Regions from separate parts of the Homo sapiens genome. Here region 1 is linked to region 2. A link is a loop called in an ENCODE intact Hi-C map of the cell type or tissue named here. Cell type or tissue: gastrocnemius medialis. All regions are shown on one strand. Each heading gives the region's core, and the rest is flanking DNA. Links, peaks and the distances in the headings are about the cores only. Region 1 overlaps ACOXL (acyl-CoA oxidase like). Region 2 overlaps ACOXL (acyl-CoA oxidase like).

What was found. Hi-C counts contacts between places; a loop is a spot of excess contacts. Peaks named below come from ENCODE experiments on the same cell type or tissue, not always from the same donor. Only the 100,000 strongest peaks of a DNase experiment are listed, where the experiment ranks them.
Region 1: it touches region 2 in a loop (3-fold over the local background); 1 of 110 quality-filtered maps calls a loop at or near these places.

The regions. Positions count from the first base shown.
Region 1 is chr2:110,946,377-110,950,768 of GRCh38, reverse strand. All of the region lies in intron 12 of ACOXL (acyl-CoA oxidase like), which reads right to left. Among named protein-coding and RNA genes, the nearest start is that of ACOXL-AS1, 170 kb to the left of the region's middle. In gastrocnemius medialis, for the core only: no CTCF peak of the experiment used is centred there; DNase peaks (open chromatin) are centred at 2,308 and 3,708; H3K27ac peaks cover 610 bases.
Region 2 is chr2:110,814,363-110,818,754 of GRCh38, reverse strand. The region is part of intron 9 of ACOXL (acyl-CoA oxidase like); the gene reads right to left. Among named protein-coding and RNA genes, the nearest start is that of ACOXL, 84 kb to the right of the region's middle. In gastrocnemius medialis, for the core only: no CTCF peak of the experiment used is centred there; a DNase peak (open chromatin) is centred at 2,134; H3K27ac peaks cover 3,706 bases.

The sequences.
Region 1 (4,392 bases), core at 86-4,085, 130 kb before region 2:
CTGGAGAAAGTTTATAATTGATCTCTTTTATTTGCATCCAAAATAATCTTAACTAAGATGTAAGATGATCACAAATTCAGAAGTCAACTTGTAAAACTTCATCTCCCTGCCACCAACCTTCTTGTTTCCTTGCTGGGATATGGGGTGAATCCTTCTGGACTGAACTGGCCCAAGGGAGAGTAAAATGAGAAAGTTAAACAACATACCGTGGATCAAAATTTGGCAAATTGGCCCAGGATCTATGCCAGTTCTGTCCATTATTCTCTAATATGTCTGGCCGCTATCCATTCCTTATGAAATTTATAATTGCCTTGTTTATGCCGTTAAAAATTTTGGGCTGAGACCCTCAAAGGAATGTTGCCAAATAAAATGGATTATCCCTGGGTCATTTTAGCAATCTCTCTTTTCCTTATCAGTGATGAAGGTCAGTTTTACTGCTGGCTACTTTCCCCCTCTAATTTGCCTGACAAGATAGGACCTACTAACCTAGGACACTCACAAAGATGACATACGGACTTTCTCACTGGGGAGCGATTTTTTCCAGTAACCACAAATTAACATCAAAAGACATGCTGGTGTGCTGCACCCATTAACTCGTCATTTAGCATTAGGTATATCTCCTAATGCTATCCCAGCATGGCACATGTGTACATATGTAACTAACCTGCACATTGTGCACATGTACCCTAAAACTTAAAGTATAATAATAATAAAATAACATAAAATAAAAATAAAAATAAAAAAAAGACAGAGGATTGTTTAAAAGCCAAGGACTTATGTTAAATGAGGGTTAAGTGTAGAACATTCATTAACATGGAACCCAGAGGGCCAGGGAAGAAAGTTATCACCTGCCAAAAAAGGGGACAAGGTCCTGAATTAGGGATAATAGCCTTAGTTTGGAAGGCCTGTAGAACCTTTGCCTCTGTCTTTCAGTAGATTTGGAGAAATAACATCTCACTTCTGGCCTTGTTCGTCCTTCCATGGGAAAACTATAAGGATAATAACTCCTACTCACAGGACTATTGGAGGATTAAAGGTGGCAGCATCTATACATGTCCCTAGTGCTTCTTCATAGCAGGGACTCAAGAGAATGTCAGGGAGTCAAAAATGATTTTTTTAAAAAAAAATAAGAGCTGATTCCTCTAATCTTGGAGCAAGGTTCTTTCAAAGTTGAATCATTTATAATCACAAGGTGATTTTTATCGTCTGTCTTTGTAAATCCCTATAGCCAAATAGGTTAGGGTCAGCAGAATTCTCAGAAAGTAACAGCAGAGGAAAGGGGAAGCCTAGGCTTTAATCCAGAGCCCCAGAACTTTGGGGTTTTTTCTTGATGGCTCTCAACCCTTCCAGAGAAAGAGATCTCTGACCAATAAAATAGAAAGGGAGTTGGTCAGAAACCAGTTGATGCCCGGGAAAAATGAGACTCTTGAGCAAAGAGTCTGGCTGATAAAGTTGTCACAGTAACCACTGAGAAGGCCCTTCTACTAGGGGGCCTTACTGACACTTGGACCCCAGACAGATCCTTCTTGGGAGGTTTGCCAGATCCAGCCTTGGACCCTCTGAGTATGGACCATGCCTGAACTTCTTCCACCCTACCCACAAGTCACTTGGCATTATGGTGAAGCTCAGCTCGACCCTGTCCTGCCCACAAATGCAATCCCAGCCAGCTGGACTCAGCTATTCATGACCCAAGCACCAGCCAGAATTTTTCATGGTTCTGCTTCTTAAGAAATTGTATAGGGAGCAAAAGGGCCTCTGCCACATCAGATCTAAGTCAAGCTGACCTACTGGTCTGTAGTGAAATGTACGTGTCTCGGGGGTTGCTGTGAGGTATTTAAACAAACACCATCTATGTTATTCCAATGAATAGTAACTCTGCAGCATCCAGGTTGGAGGGGAGACCCCCGAATGACTGTCTCTGCTCGCACCAGTCTGCTGCTTGCCTGGTGCCCACTTTGCCTGGAGGACTGTTCCAGACGAGCTTCGAGTCCCGCCTAGGGCTGAGCAGGAGCCCACTGTGCTTTTGGATTTTTCAGTCTATTTTTTTTTTTTTTTTTTTTTTTTTAGTTCTTCTGGATCTTCCTTGGTCCCTGGCTCCTGAGTGGTCTTAGCTGTCTACATTCACAATCCCTCTGCCCTTCCTCTACAGCCCACAGAAACCAGAAGCCACATGGAACAAGCAGGAACAGAGGCCACAGGCTCCTTCAGGAGTGGAGTAAGGGCTTGAGCTCCAGTACGTGGGCTTTGCAACATCTCTTTGTGATTCCCAGAGATCTGTTTTGTTTATTTCAGGCCTTGGCTCTGTTCCAAGGGTTGGCTGATGCCAGATAAATGAGGTGGTGTTGAATGTCCCTGAGGAGTTAGTCCTGGGACAAAGTCTACTGAATAAGCAGAGGGCTCTGCCTCACATCACTTTCTGAAAAAATTTACAAACACTTGGAATTGCTTCAGCGTTCCCTATGCAATCATTAAATATAATCGCTCAGTCGCTGCCCGGATGGATTACATCTCCAAGCAGCAAAGAGCAGCTCTGCGTCTAACGTGAAAGGAGGGATCAGTGCATGTTTGCTGATAACCTTATCATTGTGCTAGGTTGCAGAGCTTTTTCGAGACTTCACTGCGCTCCAATTTTGTAGATATTTTTTTCACCCTGCTTTGGCTGTTTCTGTTCTTCTTTGTGAAATTCTGGAACGCACTGAGGAGAAACAGGGCAGCTGGGGGCAGAGATGAGAAGGGTCTCCACTGATGTGGGAAGACAAAGTCCTGCTGTGGAGACTGGCCCTGAGGGCACGGTGACACGAGAGTGGCACCTTCTAGTGTTGGTTTCAAAGGAGCCAAGATGGAGGGCACCGGCCCTGGCCATGGGCATCCGGGCTCAGGTAACACAAGGGCCAGGAGACACTGCAGGAGGTCCTTGTAAAGAATGTGGTTGTGCAGGGCCAAGGCCAGCAGCTGGGCTTGAGTTCCAGCTCTCCCAAGTGGAGGGGCAGTGGAGACCCTGTGGTGTGTTCTGGTCCCAGACCTGTAGACCCCCATGCTTTGGTGTCAGCAGTGGCCGAGAAGATGGCTTTCTTCCATGGTCCCAAGCCACACCCAAGGAACCCCAACCAGGCAGCTCCCATGTCTAATGGGTCCTGGAGGCAGAGGGGGAGAAGGGAAGGGGAAAGAGTTCGGATCTTTCAGTGTGATCTGTTACTACAACCAGCAAAAGGGAAAGGAAAGAGAATCAAGTTTTATTGAATATCTACCATGTTCTGGGCCTTAAGAGAGAAGGAAACTGAGGCTCCCAGTGGTAAAGTCCAAGATCACAGAGCCCTGACCATGAGATTCCAACCACACCAAAGCCAGCAGCTCCCCTTCCATGACAAGGGACCTGTCCCATCTCTTAGAATGCCCCCTCTCCACTGTAAGGCAGAAATGCAAGATCCAGGGCTGTTTCCCCTATTATTCTCTCAGGATTTTAGAAATTCAATCTAGGTTTGCTTGAATATGGAGAAAAGAGGCAATGTGAAAGCAGAACTAAATATCAACAGTCTGAAGAACTTGGTTGACCCCACCCAATCCTTAAAGCAAGAAAGTGGGAAACGAAGCGAAACTGCCAGGCCTGCGTCACATGACTAATCAGAGCCAGCAGAGTTCGGCTCTCAGGCAGTGTTCCCACAAGGGCAGGTGAAGGGTTTTCAACACGTTCAAAGGAGGTCAGTTTGATTCTCCCCTTACATACTGCGATTAGAGGCTGAAATGCAGAACATGTGTAAGCATGAAGCACTGGCCACTGGGAATGTCACAGCTGCACGCCAAGAGCAGAGTTCTGCCAACTCCAGTTCCAGCCTCTCCTTGACTCACCAAAGGGGACTGGGGTGAGTAATTTAACCAAATCCCACCTCACTTCTCTCAGCTGGACAACAGGGGGAAACAGCAGGAAATCTCAGAAAGACTAATAGGAAAAGAAGGGTCTGGTCCTGGTGGCTGACTTCCACCGCCATGAGAAGGTCCCCTCCAGCTAACACTAACCACGGGGCAGCTCAGCAAAGCATGTCTATGGACACCTGGAAACTGAGGCTTGGGAAGTGAGGACTTACCCAAATTCAGATAGTTGGAAAATTACAAGTTAGAGCCAAACTGTGCTCATCCCATTAAGGAGGACTCTACTATTTTCTGAAGCAGAGAGGGCAGAAGCCAACACAACTCAATTTTCATATGGCAAAATGGTTTGGAGCATGAGTTTGGACATAGTCTCTGGGTTTAAGATATGGCTCTCAACTTCATACTGAGTGGGCAAAAGCTGAAACCATTCCCCCTGAGAACCAGAACAAGACAAGGATGCCACTCTCACCACTTATATTCAGCATAGTACTGGAAATCCTAGCCACAGCAATCAGGCAAGAGAAA
Region 2 (4,392 bases), core at 296-4,295:
TATGTTCCACCCTCCAATGCTTAGATGTCTTTAGTCCAGCTGGAGTGAATAAACCAGAGGATTTCTAAGGTCATACGTAAAAATGGGGTCATGTCACATTTAACCTAAATCTCCCCCATCCCCCGTCTTTTTAAAATTCCACTTTAAAATGGAGCATAGGCATAGAGTATATATATACATACATATATATACACATACATATATATACCTACTTATACACATATATATATACACACATACACATATATATATACACATACACATATATATACACACATACACATATACATATATATATATATACACACACACACACACACACACACACACATATATATATATATGTTTTTTTTTTTTTTTTGAGACAGAGTCTCACTCTGTCAACCAGGCTGGAGTGCAGTGGTGCGATCTCGGCTCACTGCAACCTCTGCCTCCCGGGTTCAAGTGATTCTCCTGCCTCAGCCTCCCAAATAGCTGGGAATATAGGCGCATGCCATACCACACCAGGCTAATTTTTGTAATTTTAGTAGAGATGGGGTTTCATGTTGACCAGGCTGGTCTCAAACTCCTCACCTCAGGTGATCCCCCCGACTTGACCTCCCAAAGTGCTGGGATTACAGGCATGACCCACTGCACCCGGCCAAGTATACTTTTTGTACTCTCAGCACCTCTAGTGATTTGATGCTCGGAATTATCTTGCAACATTGACAAACATATCCTCTAAATTAAGGAGGCATTTTATGGCAGTAAAAGGTATAATTTGGCTGATGAGATCAGTCCCTAAAAAAAAAAAAAAAAAAAAGTCAGGAGCATGGATTGAAACAAAACTTGGACGAGACGGCAAATAGAAGAAAGGGAACGCGCCACAGTGAGCCAGCCCTTAGTGCCTTACACCATCAGCTATTTATTCAAGCATGAAAACTGTGACATCATTCTCACAACACTAATTAGACAAAGAAATGAGATATGCAAATATTTTTTAAAACTTGATTCTGCAACACTCTTGCCAGATAAAAGTTAATTTAGAAAAACACAACTCATCAGGCTGACTCTGGAGCCAATGTCCATCACCCTAACTACCTGACCTAGGATATCCCTGGAGAAAAATCAAGCACAAGATGTAGGCTGCCCCATGACCCTAGAGACAGCTCAAATCCTTGGAATCTCTCATGGGCCAGGTTGGCCCAAAGATCAGAGGAAGCACAGTTACCCAAGCAAGAAGCACAGAAGTTTCAAGAAACTGAAGATGCTGCACTTTGAGGCTCCAACATGTCCAGCATCCCTTCTCCAGTGCAGCCTCCAGATGAAGGGTCTTTCGCAAGAAGGGTTCTGTGGGACCCTCAAGTCATTCCGTAATCCTCAAGTCATTCCTCAAGTCATCCAAGTGGGACACAGATGTGTACAACCCTGCACTGCCCCACATGAGGTGATTGCCTCGCCAAGCTGCCTCCCCTCACAGAGCCTCTGTTTTCTTGGCTGTGAAACTGGAATCCTGGTGGAGTTGCTGTGAGCACTGAATGAGAACACACACATGGAATCTCAAGAGCCTAGCCCACGGGAGACCATCAGCACGTGGCAGCTCCTTCTCTCCTCCTGGACCGCCTTAGAACAAAGATGCTTGTGATGGGCTGGGTGCAGGGCTGAATTCAGTTCGCAGACAGCTACTGAGGGCCCCCTGTGTGCCTCGCACTGTGTGAAGTTCCTGCCCTTTCGTAGCTAAGGGAGAAGTAGGCAGACTGTTAACACCTGGGGCTGGAATAAGCCAGGCACTAAGAACAGCCCCAAAGGCAGGAAGCTTTCCCAGGGAAGCCACATCCATGCCCAGGCAACGGGTGAGCAAGAGAGGAAGACAGGGACAGTCACGGGCAGAGAGGCCAATCTGTGCTGAGTCCAGAGGTGACCAGGGTGGCCTGTTTGAGGAGCTGCAACCAGGTCTGTATTGCTGGAGTAAAAGATTCATTTCTCTCACCCGGATAGAATTCCCCTTAACCCAGTTCCTCTATACTTTAGGCCACGGCTGCTCTCTGAAGCTTTAATCCTATTACACAGCTGTCTTTAGAGAACAGGAGACCATCCCCGGACCTGTGTATCATCCACCTAGAATAGCACTCCAGTCACACTGACAATGTCATCAGACCCAGGAGACTCAGCCATGAGCAATCTGCAAGGGTGAGCCAAGGAGCAAGTAAGCACTGCAGGAAATAAAAACAAAACAGTCATTGCCCAGATACACACCTGCCTCAGCTGAAAATACCCTGGGGTGCACAAGTCCAAAAGATCTCCATATACACATTAGAAACAGAAAGTGCTTGTTTTTCTTTTTCTAAAGATTTAATTCATGATTCCAGGGCCAATAATACATTTAAATGCCACCAGATGACCCAAACCCAATCTCCACAGAGCTGTGATCTGGACTGACTTATTCTCTACCAAATAAGCCTTCCCCTTTGCCACTATATTTATTCATCTATCTCTCTATCCATCCACCCACACATCCATTCATCCATCCATTCATCCATCCATCCATCCATCCATCCATCATTTATCCATCTACCCATCCATTCATCCATCTATCCATCCATCCGTCCATCCATGCATCCATTTATACATCTGTCTATCCATCCATTCATCCATCCACCCACCCATCCATTCATCTACCCACCCATCTATCCATTCATCCATCTATTCATCTACCCATCCATCCCTCCATCCATCAATTAATCTATCTATTCATCCATCTATACATGCATTTTTCCATCCATTCATCCACTCACCCATCATCCATCTGTCCATTCACTGAGTGCTTACTAAGTACCAGGTCCTGTTCATCCAGAGGTGACCAAGAAGACACAGGTTCTGTCCTCTTGGACTTGACATTCCTAGTGACCAGCCTTGCAGGTGAGGCACCCCAAGCAAGACTTTCTTACCCCTGAGTTTGCTGAGTGGCAAATAAATATAGTTCCACAGAAGCCCTTGGGCACCCCACTCAGGGCCAACCTTGTAGGCAGAGAATGCCTGCTCCTCAGTTTACCTCCTTCGGTTCCTGCCTCTCCAAACTCAGATCAAGCTTGATCCAGAGGGAAGTCCCTACGATGCAGGCAACATTCTCCCCACTGCAAACCATGTAATAATCTGGAAAAGCCACATATCTTCACAGAAGCAGGGGACTTTGCTCCTTATTACAGACATGGCAGCACATACATTTTAAATATGAAAAACATCCCCTCCTTCTAAGGTCCCTGTATTGAAGTTTTCAAGGCACCTCACTTGGATTTTGTACAAATTGAGAAATAAACCAACAAGCATCAGATAGAGGCCAAATTAATAAAATACAAATTAACAAAGGAGAATATGAAATAGATTTCATACAATAGACAAAATGATCAAGAAGCTTGAAGATATTACTACTATAGTGATTGACATGGTTTGGCTGTGTTTCCACCCAAATCTCATCTTGAATTATAGTTCCCATAATTTCCATGTGTTGTAGGAGGGACACATTGGGAAGTAATTGAATCACGGGGGCAGTTTCCCTCATGTTGCTGTTCTCATGATAGTGAGTGAGTTCTCACAAGATCTGATGGTTTTATAAGGGGCTTTTACCCCTTTTGCTCAGCACTTCTCCTTGCTGCCACCATATGAAGAAGGACATATTTGCTCGCCCTTCCACCATGATTGTAAGTTTTCTGAGGCCTCCCCAGCCCTGCAGAACTGTGAGTTAATTAAACCTTTCTTTACAAATTACCCAGTCTCGGGTATGTCTTTATTAGCAACATGAGAACCAACTAATACATTGATGAAGGCATATGTTTCTTCTCCTAACAAGAAAAAAAACAAAGGCAATTAGAAATTCCAGGACAAACTAAAAACCTTAAAAAGTTACAATTATCAAAATATCAAGCAAATAAAAACATGATACAATTCTGAGTAATTTATAGAGTATAAGAAAAGTGATTCCATTTGACCTTGATGCTAGGAATATTGTTGTTCAAATTGTAAAGATATTTTGACATTAGACTTCTAGAGAAGAAATATGATCCTCATATACTATGTAGTTCTACAGTGAACAATACTTCGTAGCCCTGGCCTTAATAACACACAAACTTATAACAATAATACATAAAGTTATAACCCACAAATATTCTACTAACCATTATTTTGCTTCCCTTCTTAGAGCCTGTAAGGGTTTTGTGGTGGCAAATTTAAATGGCCCAGTTCACTTTTTAAAATTTATCTAAGGAATTGTAAACTTTTTTTGGCTTACTAAATTTCATTATGGTAGGCAAAGGTATCCAAACTTGTTCCGTTAAACTAAGCTAAAAAAAAAAAAATCCACTGGACACACTTAATAAGTGTTCATTCTAAATGGCCCTTTTCCCCATAAAAAGTCAT